2 separate regions of the Homo sapiens genome follow, and region 1 is linked to region 2. Evidence: chromatin contacts called from ENCODE Hi-C or POLR2A ChIA-PET data. All regions are on one chromosome and are shown on one strand. The core of a region is the stretch at or near the end of the contact, and the rest is flanking DNA. Distances in the headings are between cores, read along the strand shown.

Region 1 (6,064 bases), core at 2,175-4,674, 600 kb before region 2:
ACTCGGCCACAGCATCAGGGCTCTCTTCTATCATCCATCAATCAACAAGCCCATGCTGAGTACAGGCTGTGCCCAGCATGGTGTATGGGCAATTGCAGGGCATTGTGACATGGGGCCAGAGGCCCAGGTGCTCACCCCTGCTCAGCATGTGACATTGGTCAGGGTGTTCAGCCTTGCTGAGACTTCGTTTTCCCTTCCATGATGGCAACAACGTGCCCTTTCCCGAATGGTGTGATATCAAAGTATTTGGAAAAGCACAAAGTGCTATTAAACTTCTTTATACATTTGCCTGCTCTGAACATCCCAAAGAAATGAAATCCTACAATATGCCAGGGTCTCACTATGTTGGCCAGGCTGGTCTTGAACGCCTAGTCTCAAGCAATCCTCCTGTCTTAGCCTCCCAAAGTGCTGGGATTACAGGTGTGAGCCACCACACCTGGCCTTTTTTGTTTGTTTGTTTTTCTTGTTTTTGTTTTATGAGACGGAGTCTTGCTCTGTCACCCAGGCTGGAGTGCAGTGGTGCAATCTCAGCTCACTGCAACCTCCACCTCCCAGGCTCAAGTGATCCTCCTGCCTCAGCCTCCCAAGTAGCTGGGATTACAGTCGTGCACCACCACACTTGGCTAATTTTTTGTATTTTTAGTAGAGATGATGTTTCGACATGTTGCCCAGGCTGACTCCTGAGTTCAAGTGATCCACCCACCTCGGTCTTCCAAAGCGCTGGGATTATAGGCATGAGCCACTGTGCCTGGCCTATTGTTTTTTTCTTTTTCTTTTCGTTTCTTTTTTTTTTTTTTTAAACGTCTTGTCTTAAGCCACCCAGTTTGTGGTATTTTGTTATGGCAGCCACAGCAAATGGATACACCTCCTATCAGTGTGTCCTGAGAAGCGGGGGCTTGTGATCCAGGTTCTCAAAGTTCACAGCATATCTATGATTAAGGGGGAAGACTTTGACCTTGAACTTGAAGAAATATTGTACTGTACCACATCAGAACAAAGACTCCCTAAGGAATGCCCATAGGAGGTGCCCTAGCCAAACCACAAAAGGAATAAATACGGTGGAGGGCATAGAGAAACGAAACGAAACTAAACTAAACAAAAAAGTAACCTACTATATAGTACTTTTGAGTCAAACAGACCTAGGTGAGGAAATGTGTTTTCTGATGGGTAGAATGATAACTTAACTCATTTGAGTTGTTGAAACAATGTAAATCAGATACTGCCTGTAAGTGCTTTTCACAATGATTAACACATTTTAAAAACTAAACACATCTTAGCTATTGTTTTATTATTATTGCAAATGGTGTGAGCTCTTGGAATATAACTTCTCTGAGCCGTGGCTTCTTTGTTCATAAAACAAGAATAATAGAAGGTTGGGCGCAGTGGCTCACACCTGTAATCCCAGCACTTTGGGAGGCCGAGATGGGCGGATCACTTGAGGTCAGGAGTTCTAGACCAGCCTGGCCAACGTGGTGAAACCCTGTCTCTACTAAAAATACAAATATTAGCCAGGCGTGGTGGTGGGCGCCTGTAATCCCAGCTACTCAGGAGGCTGAGGCAGGAGAATCGCTTGAACCCGGGAGGTGGAGGTTCCAGTGAGCTAAGATGGCGCCACCACACTCCAGCCTGGGCAACAGATGGAGTCTCCCTCTCAAACAAGAATAATAGAGATTTCACAATGTTGTGAAGGTGGAAAGAGATAACACGTAAGGTTTAGAGCACTGCACATCCCATGCGGCCCATAAATGTTGGCTGCCCGCAGTCATGCTTTGGAACGAGTGTATTTCCCACAGAATGACACCAGAGGGAAGCAGAGTCTCATATTTGTCTCACCAGCATCGGGAACCTCAATCAGTGGGGAAAACTGGCTTCCCTTGAACCTGAAACTGCGGGATTTCCCCTGGGGCCCCCAAGCATCACACTGGGAGGCAGGCGACCACTTGGAGGAAAACATAATGCAATGGATTGCACATTTTCTAAAATCTCACTGGGCTTCACGAAATCTCAAGTTTAAAAGAATTATATTGTACAGGGATAAGTATTTTTCAGCTTTTACACAATCTACGTAAAGCCCCTCCGCAACCCAGGGCTCAATGCATCAGAGCTACTGAACCAGTCTGAGGCCTCAGAAACACTAATTTTTGCAAAATTAATCTCTTCCATGATCAATTTCCTGAGTTACCAACTCATAAACCCTTATTTATATTCATTAGATATATAAAGTCCACAGTAGTTTGTCACTAGCCTTTGAGAAGAAATTCCTGCAAAGTTTTAGCTCCACTCCCAGCCAGCTCAGTGCTGGTTATACCGGGGCTTATGGCTGAGTATTCCTCAAGCCAGTGCTGCTGAGTTCCAATTTTGCTTGAACTTCCCATATCAGAGCCAGGTATGTCTTGAATGCTGGGATACATGAGTGACAGCCCCACCACCACCACCACCACCACCACCAGCAGCTCCTCCTCTCACTGCATCTCCCAGGAGACTGTACCATCCTGCTTTCTAATTATCATGAAATATTTTAGACATGCAGAAAATATAGAGAATAATAAAATTACAGCATAGCCACCATCAGGTTCAAGAAAGAAATATTTCAAATATGTGGAAAGCCCCTGAATTGCACCCTCCAACCCTCCTCCTTCCCAAGATATTATATTCTCCAAATCTGGGGTTTATCATCAAGACTCCATTTTTCCTGCTGGAAAAGTTTGCGGAAGAAGCAAGCTTCCCTTCTCTGCTATCTGAGTAAAGGAAATGCAACTACCCATCCCAAAAGATTACTAAAAAAGAGTGGGAAATGAGAAGGAGAGAAGGGAAGTGGAGGATCCTGAGGAAGTTAGAAGTCCAAGGAACTCAGACGTCTCCTCTCTGAACCCAAGTCAGCCTGGGGTGCTGATGGACGAAGCTTTGAGGGTGTACAGTTTCTAAAGATCCCCCTGCTGCAGGGAGGGGCTGTCATGGGCAGGGCATGGGGCAGAAGCAGTGCCACACCCCCTCCCCGTCCCTGGACTGCCCCACCCCTCCACTGGACTGCCCCACCCCTCCGCCACCCTCCCCTTCTCAATCACACAGGTCAAGCAAGGTCAGGAGCCAGTGGAGCCCCAGGGCCACCTACCGAGGACAATGAGGACGTCCCTGTCGATGTGGGCCTGGATGTAGATGCGGCCGCGGCGCTCCGTGTGGTCCGTGCCACACAGGCTGGGAACATTCATCACGCAGCGCTTGTGCACATTCATCATGCAGGCTGTGAGGGCAGAGAGAGGGGATGTGGCTTAGGCTGGCCCAGGCTGGGGGCTGCAGACATCTGCCCCACCCAAGACCGCTGAGCCCTTCCTGTTTCCCTCCTTTGAGACAGCTGAGACACACGAGCCTGGCTGAGACCAACTTGCCTGCCAGGATCTCATCAGAAGGGCTTTTCCAACTCTTCCCCCTGAACCCTGATGGGCAAAGGAGGTAGAACTTGTCTGTTCCCCACCCACAGCCAAGGGTGCAGTCTGAAGCAAGCACACCCCACACCCCTTAAGGCTCTGAAGCCAGAGTCACCAACTTCAATGCTCACAGGCTGGCTGGTCACATGAGTGAGGAAAGCTAAGGGGGTGGCAGGGACTTGGCCAAGCCAAGTGGGAAACAGAGCAAAAACATTCCCCATTTCTCAACGTATGCAGGAATCTCGATGTGTACGTGACAGCTCTGATTTTTAAATATTAACAGCTAATAGGTTGGGCTCCCTGGAAAGAGTCTGAGACGGGGAGTTTTGAGCACAAGGTTTTTGGGGAGTGCTCTTGTGGGGAGAAGTTCGTTTGCCACGTGGATGCAATCAAAGCTGATGTTAGGGGGAGCCCAGAGCTGAGATGACCCTTCAGAGTTGTTCCAAACTGAGACAAGAGGGCTGGGCACCACAATCATCTGGTCTCCCTGGAAGAGGCATTATCTTGGGCAATTATGCAGGATGGGGCACTGCTGTGAACCACAGCTAGGGGATGGGGTGGGACCATGAAGAGGGGGTCTGGGCTGGCCATAGTGTCCACCATAATTAATTACAAGGAAAAAGATTTAGAGCCAGGGCAGGGTGGATAAAATGTGCCTATACACTGAATTTGGCCTTCGGCCATCTCTCATGTTATAGGATATCCACTCCCTCTGCGCACTCCTCCGTAGAGTATCTGTGTCTATTTCAATGTGGTGGGTGATTTCTTCTAGGTCTTGAGCAATAATGCCCCACTCCAGGAAGGTGTGCCAGGCACCCAGGATTCTCCAGGGGGACGCTAGTTCCAGTTGGAGAAGCCAGAAGGAGAGGCCAAGTCACCCCATGGGCCCCTATTTCAAGGGATCTGGGGGCAAGGGACCCTTCTCAGACCACCCAAGTCCCAGGAGGCAGCAGGCCTATTACAAAAACTAGAAATGAGTTGTGGGGAGGGAAGGGAGAGCCCTCTGGGACCTGAGCACCAGCCTGAGCTCCCACCCACCACTGTCTCTGAGGCAGGGACATTGTCCCTATATTAGGGCCCCATGTGTGGTAAGAGGAGCTGGTGTCCTGCAGGCAGAAGGCTCCAACCTCACTGTCCCCCTGTGGCTCTTGCCATGTTTCTGTGTCTGTCTCTCTGTTTCCACGTTGCTGCATGTCTCTTGTCTCTGCTGTCCCACTTCTGCACGTGGCTCACTGCCTTGGCCGTGTCTGTGAATCGGTCTGTTCCACTCTCTGCACTTGTCTCTGGCCTCTTTGTCTCTCCCTTTCTCCAACTGTGTCTCTCTGCCTCTCTCCTCCGTGTCTCTCTGTGGCTCTCCATGTGTGCTTCTGTCTCTGTCTCTGGTCTTTCCATCTCTATACCTCTGCATGAGCCTGTGTAATGGCGTCTCTCTCTGTGTCCATGCCAATCATTTTATCTTTTCTTCTTCTTCTTCTTTGAGAGTCTCACTCTGTCACCCAGGCTGGAGTGCAGTAGTGTGATCTCAGCTCACTGCAACCTCTGCTTCCTGGGTTCAAGTGATTTTCCTGCCTCAGCCTCCCAAGTAGCTGGGATTACAAGTACCCACCACCTTGACTGGCTAATTTTTGTATTTTTAGTAGAGATTGGGTTTTGCCACGTTGGCCAAGCTGGTCTCAAACTCCTGACCTTAGGTGATCCACCCGCCTCAGCCTCCCAAAGTGTTGGGATTACAGGAGTGAACCACTGCACCTGGCTTATCTGTTGGTCTGTGTGTCTGCCTGTCCCTCCTTTTGCCTGAGTCTCTCTCTAGCTGAGTCTCTCTGTAGCTTCCACGCCCCACATTCCTCCCTGTGTTAGGGTTGCATGTGTCCATCTTTCCCCTGCATCTGTGTCTGTCTATGCATGTGTGTTTCTTGCTGTCTGTCTTGCTCCCTACCACCCTTATTCACCCTCACAGTCCTCTCTGTCACTCTCTGCCCTATGACTTTCTCCCTCTGTCCTCTGGGCCTCAGGACCCTTGGGAGAGCAGTACCACTAGCCTCATGACACCCAGCCTGCTGCAGACCAACAGGTCTGTGGGAGCCACCAGCACCTCCAGTGTCCCTGTAGCTTTGTGGCCATAGCTCTCAAAGCCTGTCTGCTCCCCTGCCCCACAGGCCATCCGGGCCTTGGCCTCATAAAGAGGAGTCCTACCCCACCTGCCTTTCCTACCACATCCTGGCCAGAGAATGATGCTCTTTCCTCCTCCAGCACAAACCTGTGGGTGCTGCAGGGCCACAGGTCTTCTCCATGCAAAGAATGCATCAGCCCCACATCTCAATGCTGAAAACAGTGGTGGTGCATGGCTGCAGAAATGCCCATGATTTGTTCATGCCTCTGGGTGTCAACAGCCATGGACTGCCCCTTCCCACACTGTGACTGTGCATCTCACATGCCACTTGCTTTGACCAGTGGATCAGGAGCAAAAGACACAAGTAGAGACTTGAAGTGTGGCTGCCAATGGGACTTGCCCTCCTAAGAAACTCAGGACCCTGTGACCTCCGTGCATGCACGGAGGCTAGGTAGCCTAGCCCACTGAGGAGGAAAGACACGTGGCCTGGTCATCACCATCACCCAGATGACAGCCAGCCATCCTCCAG
Region 2 (6,504 bases), core at 3,852-6,351:
GGAGGTCAAGGTGGGAGGATCGCCTGAGCCCAGGTGTTTGAGACAAGCCGAGGTATCACAGCAAGACCCCGTCTCTACAAAAAATAAAAAATTAGCTAGGCATGGTAGCGCACGCTTGTAGTCTCAGCTGCTCAGGAGGTTGGGGCAGAAGGATCGCTTGAGCCCAGGAGTGACAGAGTGAGACCTTGTCTCAAAAAAAAAAAAATAGGTTTTGTTTTCTTTGTTCTTCTAATTAATTTTTAATTTTTGTTATGTCATGATTTACTTCCTAATTTTTTTCCTTAGCTCTGCCAACCTCCCTTTGTATCTCATTGTAATACCTTAGATTCTTTTTTTTTTTTTTGAGATGGAGTCTCATTCTGTCACCCAGGGTGGAGTGCAGTGGCATGATGTCTGCCTCCTGGGTTCAAGCGATTCTCCTGCCTTACCTCCCAACTAGCTGGGATTACAGACATGCGCTACCACACCTGGCTAATTTTTTGTATTTTTAGTGGAGATGGGGTTTTGCCATGTTGGCCAGGCTGGTCTTGAACTCCTGACCTCAGGTGATCTGCCTGCCTTGGCCTCCCAAAGTGCAGGTATTACAGGCGTGAGCCACCGTGCCCAGCCTATTTTTTTTTTTTTTTTTTTGTATAGATGGGGTCTTGCTATATTGCTCAGGTTGGTCTTGAACTCCTGGCCTAAAGTGATCCTCACACCTCAGCCTCCTGAAGCCTTAGGTCCTGTTAAAGAAAGGACATGTAATTTCTTTGAGAGTGTGAAGCAATTATTGCCTAAAATTTTCTTCTCTTTCTTAGGGAAAATCTTTGGAAGTGTTCTTTTTTAGAAAAAAATTTAAAAAATTGTGGCAAAATGCATGTAACAAAATCTACCATTTTAATAATTTTTAAGTGTGCATTTCAGTGGCATTAAGTACATTCACGTTGCTGTGCAAACATCACCACCATCCATCTCCAGAACTTTTTTCATCTTTCTGAACTGAAATTTCATACGCATTAAACAGCAACTGTCCATTCCTCCTACCCTCACCTGCCAGCAATCATCATTCTACTTTTGTCCCTATGAATTTGACTACTCTACATGCCTCCTATAAATGGATTCACATAGTATTTTTCCTTTTATGGCTTAGCGTAACATCTTCAAAGCTCATCCATGGTGTAGCATGTGTCAAAATTTCCTTTCTTAAGGCTGAATAATATTCCATCTCATATATTACCACATTTTCTCTATCTATTCATCTGTTGATGGACATTTAGGTTATTTCTACCTTTTGGCTATTGTGAAGAATGCTAGAATGATCATGGGTGTACAAGTGTCTGTTTGAGTTCCAGCTTTCAATTCCTTTAGGGATCTACTCAGAAGTGGAATTGCTGGATCATATGCTTATCTTTTTTTTTTTTTTTTTTTTTTTGGAGACACAGTTTAACTCTGTTGCCCAGGCTGGAGTGCAGTGGCATGATCTGTCTGTTTGAGTTCCAGCTTTCAATTCCTTTAGGGATCTACTCAGAAGTGGAATTGCTGGATCATATGCCTATCTTTTTTTTTTTTTTTTTTTTTGGAGACACAGTTTAACTCTGTTGTCCAGGCTGGAGTGCAGTGGCATGATCTCGGCTCACTGTGACCTCTGCCACCCAGATTGAAGCGATTCTTGTGCCTCAGCCTCCCGAGTAGCTGGGATTAAAGGTGCGCACCACCACACCTAGCTAATTTTTGTATGTTTAGTAGAGATGGGGTTTCACCATGTTGGCCAGGCTGGTCTCGAACTCCTGGCCTCAAGTGATCCGCCCGTCTTGGCCTTCCGAAGTGCTGGGATTACAGGTGTGAGCCACCACACCCGGCCATATGGTAATCTGATGTTTAATTTTTTGAGGAGCTGTTATACTGTTCTCCATAGTGGCTGCACCATTTTACACTACCACCAGCAATGCACAAGGGTTCCAATTTCTCCACACCTTTCCAACCCTTGTCATTTTTTGTTTTTTTTTGGATTATAGCCATACTAATTAGTATGAAATGGTATCTTATGGTTTTGATTTTCATTCCTCTAATGATTAATGATATTGAGTGTATTTTCATTTGCTTATTGACTATTTGTATATTCCTGGAAAAATGTCTATTCAAATCCTTTCCCCATTTTTGTTTTGTTTTGTTGTTTTTTGAGACAGGGTCTTGCACTGTCACCCAGGCTGGAATGCAGTGGTGCAATCATGGCTCACCGCAGCCTTGACCTCCCAAGCTCAAGTGATCCTCCCACGGCAGCCTCCCAAGTAGCTGGGACTACAGGTGTGCACTACCACGCCCAGCTAATTTTTTGTTTTTTGTAGAGATAGGGTCTTGCTATGCTGCTCAGGCTGGTCTTAGACTCCTGGACTCAAACAATCCTCCCTCCTCAGCCTCTCAAAGTCCTGAGATTACAGGCGTGAGCCAGGGTGCCTGGCCCTTTACCCAATTTTATATTGGGTTATTTGGTTTTTTGCTGGTGAGTTGTAGAAATTCTTCATATATTCTGGATATTATTCTTTTATTGAATATATCTTGCAAATATTTTCTCCCATTCCATGGATTGTGTTTTCATTCTATTATTGATAAAATCTTTTGATGCCCAAGTTTTTAATTTTTTTTTTTTTTTTTTGAGATGGAGTCTTGCTCTGTCTCCAGGCTGAAGTGCAGTGGCTTGATCTCGGCTCGCTGCAACCTCTGCCTCCCGGGTTCAAGCGATTCTCCTGCCTCAGCTTCCCGAGTAGCTGGGACTACAGGCGTGTGCCACCACACCCAGCTAATTTTTGTATTTTTAGTAGAGATGGAGTTTCACTGTGTTGGCCAGGATGGTCTCAATCTCTTGACCTCGTGATCCACCCGCCTCAGCCTCCCCAGGTGCTGGGATTACAGGCGTGAGCCACTGTGCCCGGCCCCAAGTTTTTAATTTTGTTGTAGTCCAATTTATTGAGTGCATAGGTACCGTGGTGGAGTTTTCTTTGTTTCTGCTGATTCATGTTTGTGTGTGATAGTGCTTTTGTTCTGGGCCTGGTATTCACTGAAAAATAGTGGAATTTCCTTGGAAGCCCCTCCTTGTTTAAGAGCGCTTTCCTTTAGCCCTTGATTGAAAGTTTATATTCTCCGCTGTGCTCTTCAGTTAGCTAGAGAGAATGGCCTCAGTACTCATCTCCAGCCCTGTAATTCCCTCTCTTCCTCATTTGTTAATTCTTTATTTTGAGTCTTTTCTTCATTCACAGAATTCTAAGGCTGGAGCTGGGGGGTTGGAAAGTTACCATCTAGGAGCTTTGTTCCTCACATTCTCTTGTGAATTTGTGGCTACTACAGAGCTCACTTTTCTGGTTGGGGTTACATCCAGTTCTGTGGGGTTGGGGGAGTGGGAGTGGGGATGGAGAGGTGGTGGCTCCATGCATTTAAGCTTTTTTGTTTGTTTCCTTCTGAGTGAGCTGGCTTCTGGGAGCTGGTGTTGGATTTGAGTGATGCCTGGTGGTTCAGCATCATGGGTTTGGTTTTGGAGATAAGCAGTTTTTGACAGCTTTTGTGCACAAATTTGAATCAGGCTTGACTCTAGGCAGGACATGGATTCAGAAGGCGAAAATGGCGCTTTTGAGCTCCATAGGCTGCCTCCTCTGCTGGGCCGCAGTGGAAACAGCCCTCCCTCCCATGCCTGGCCCAAGCCCCCTTGGCCCCCAGTCTTTGGCCCTTTGTACTGTTCTGCACCACCCTTAGCGCCCAGACTTTTACCAGCTTCCCCACCCATTGTGGCCCAAAGTGATTAGATATCTAGTTGGGATTCTCTGAAATATGTAGTACAGATATTTTCCTGGCTTCAACGCAGATAAAACAATGTTTTCTTTTGGTGATTAATCTTAATTTTGGCAAGCATCAGGAAGGGTTCCCCCGCCCCACAGGTAATGTGCTGTTTATAATCAGCCATGTTTCCTGGAAGGCTGAGGTAGTTCTTTATCTAACAGTTTTTACTTTTTATTTTTTTTGAGACAGAGTCTACACTCTGTTGCCCAGGCTGGACTGCAGTGGTGTGATCTCGGCTCACAGCAACCTCCAGCTCTTGGGTTCAAGCGCCTCAGCTTCTGGAGTAGCTGGGATTACAGGCATGCACCACCACGCCTGGTTAATTTTTTATATTTTTAGTAGAGACGGGGTTTCACCATATTGGCCAGGCTGGTCTCGAGCTCCTGACCCCAGATGATCCACCCACTTCAGCCTCCCAAAGTACTGGGATTATAGTCATGAGCCACCTCACCCGGCCTAGCTAACAGTTTTTAAAGGGAATTCTCTGATAAATTTGTTCATCCCCAACATGTTCCCCTTTTCCATCTCCTAAAATGACAATGTGAGTATAGCCAAGTATACATGCCCAGTTCATTTTATATAACCAATGAATTCAGCTGATACACTGAAGCAACTTTTTATAGAATTATTTTAATTAATTTTTTTGCTTCTCACTGGTCAAACCCAATTTATAGAATTTTGTTTTTTGAGCTAGAATCTTGCTCTGTCACTCAGGCTGAAGTGCAGTGATGTGATCACAGTTCACTGCAGCCTTGTCCTCCCAGGCTCAAGTGATACTCCCAGCTCAGCCTCCTGGGGTTTACAGGTGCACATCATGCCCAGCTAATTTTTTCTATTTTTTGTAGAGGGGTCCTGTGTTGCCTAGGACATTTTTGAACTCCTGGGCTCAAACAGTCCTCCCACCTCAGCCTCCCAAAATGCTGGGATTACAGGTGTGAGCCACCACACCTGGCCTATGGAATAATTTTAAATGTAACAGGAAGATTCACTTATTTAAGTGTTCTTATGAAAATAATAAGCATTTTAAAGGCAAATATTCGTTTTCTAACTCATGGATTTCTGCCCATTAAGTCAAGTTCCACTGGCAGGTCTCCAGCGCTTAGCTGGGTGTCCCACAGCGGTTGCTGTTACAACATTTCCTTCTCAGCAGTTTATTGGGCTTCCCAGAAGTGAAGGGGAACAGAGCAAATATAAGAAGTTTGGAGACCTGTTAGCTCAAGGCTTTTTTTTCCCTTCTTTTGATATAGTTCTAAGGCTGTGGCATGTACATTTTGGCCAGAAGGGGGCGGACAGGAGCCAGAGGTGGCGCTGCTGTGCACACTATTCAGAGACTGCACTGAAACCCACCTTCCTGTCTGTCCAGCGGTGAGCCTGGAAGCAAGTGCTTTGCCCAGTCATTTCCTCTGCCCTTAGGGAAATATGTCAGAAACTACTTGATATTAAGCCCATAACTTGGGTCTTAGAATCCATTGTTATGTGTGGAATGCTAATAGTTACCAAATTATTTGATTTTATGTTTTGTTTTTTTGTTTTGCTTTGTTTTAGAGGGAGTCTTGCTCTGTTGGCCAGGCTGGAGTGCAGTGGCGCGATCTTGGCTCACTGCAACCTCTGCCTCCCGGGTTCAACCAATTCTCCTCCCTCAGCCTCCCAAGGAGCTGGGATTACAGGTGTGCACCACCACGCTCAGCTAATTTTTGTTTTTCTTTTAGTAGAGATGGGGTTTTGCCATGTTGGCCAGGCTGGTCTCGAACTCCTGACCTCAGGTGATCCGCCTGCCTTAGCCTCCCAAAGTGCTGGGATTACAGGCATGAGCTACCGCGACCAGCCCAAATTATTTACTTATTCCTCAAACCACCAGATATGTTGACATATAGCAGTTCAGTGTGTTTGCTTTTTTAAAGTTCCCATCTGGTATAATCGAAGTAGGAATTTTGAAAGACATAAATAACCTCTCAGTATCATGTTAAAATATGAATTCTGTGAGGAACAGTGGGGAATACCTTGCAGTATCTGGTTTTCACGTCATGCTTATTTTTCAAATTTATGATCCTCATGCATGAGTTAATTCAGTATCTAGGCAGGAACTTGTGAATACTAGCTTCCATATATCCACCTTCATCCTGGTGAGTTTTTTCTCATGTCTACACCAGAAAGGCTGGTAACAGTATATATACATTGTATGTTCTTTAGATCAGTCCAAAGTGTTTGTGAAGGTGTTTACTGAAATTGACCGGATGCCCCAGCTCCTGGCCTACTACTACAAGTGTCACAAGGTAAGAAGCTGTGCGCGATGACAGTTGTGCAGTTGTGGAATGCTCATAACTCTGGGTCACAGAATCGCAGGTTCATAATTCAGAAGGTAAGAACATTTGTCTCCTTGCCCTCTGGCTGTTTTTCTCTTAGTTAGCCAGTAGGGGGTGCTCTTGGTCTAGCATATGGATTTGTTTAATTGCCAGTTGGAAAAAGTTATCCGTTTTCATTCTCTTTTCTGTTTACAGCTGGATTCATTATAGACTTGAAACGTTGTTTTAATTTATTCTCATTTTTGTCTTTTAAGGGAGATTTATGTCTTAAGCTTTATTACACCCTCAGAAGGCAGTAAGAATTTCTCTTTTTTTCTTTAGAGATAGGGTTTCACTATTTTGCCCAGCCTGGAGTGCGGTGACTATTCACAGATCCGATCATGGTGCACTACAG

What was found. A loop is a pair of places that touch in the nucleus more often than their neighbours do. ChIA-PET counts read pairs that join two places held with the same protein, here RNA polymerase II (POLR2A). Pooled maps may share reads with other maps.
Region 1: a loop to region 2 is called in a map of PC-9, with 26 times the contacts of the local background. The contact joins two enhancer-like sites. A Hi-C loop is called at or near these places in 2 of 168 maps with a recorded cell type or tissue (HCT116 and PC-9) and 7 of 50 pooled maps. POLR2A ChIA-PET finds 5 or more read pairs at or near these places in 1 of 52 experiments (T-cell).

Annotation. Positions count from the first base shown.
Region 1 is chr16:24,032,596-24,038,659 of GRCh38, reverse strand. PRKCB (protein kinase C beta) reads right to left here. Exons shown (of 17, transcript NM_002738.7): 5 at 3,113-3,241. Among named protein-coding and RNA genes, the nearest start is that of MIR1273H, 170 kb to the left of the region's middle. Within about 2 kb of position 3,424, at least 6 of the 41 ENCODE cell types and tissues checked have a DNase peak (open chromatin) inside an H3K27ac peak, as active enhancers do.
Region 2 is chr16:23,434,212-23,440,715 of GRCh38, reverse strand. It overlaps COG7 (component of oligomeric golgi complex 7), which reads left to right. Exons shown (of 17, transcript NM_153603.4): 5 at 5,998-6,080. Among named protein-coding and RNA genes, the nearest start is that of COG7, 16 kb to the left of the region's middle. Within about 2 kb of position 5,101, at least 3 of the 41 ENCODE cell types and tissues checked have a DNase peak (open chromatin) inside an H3K27ac peak, as active enhancers do.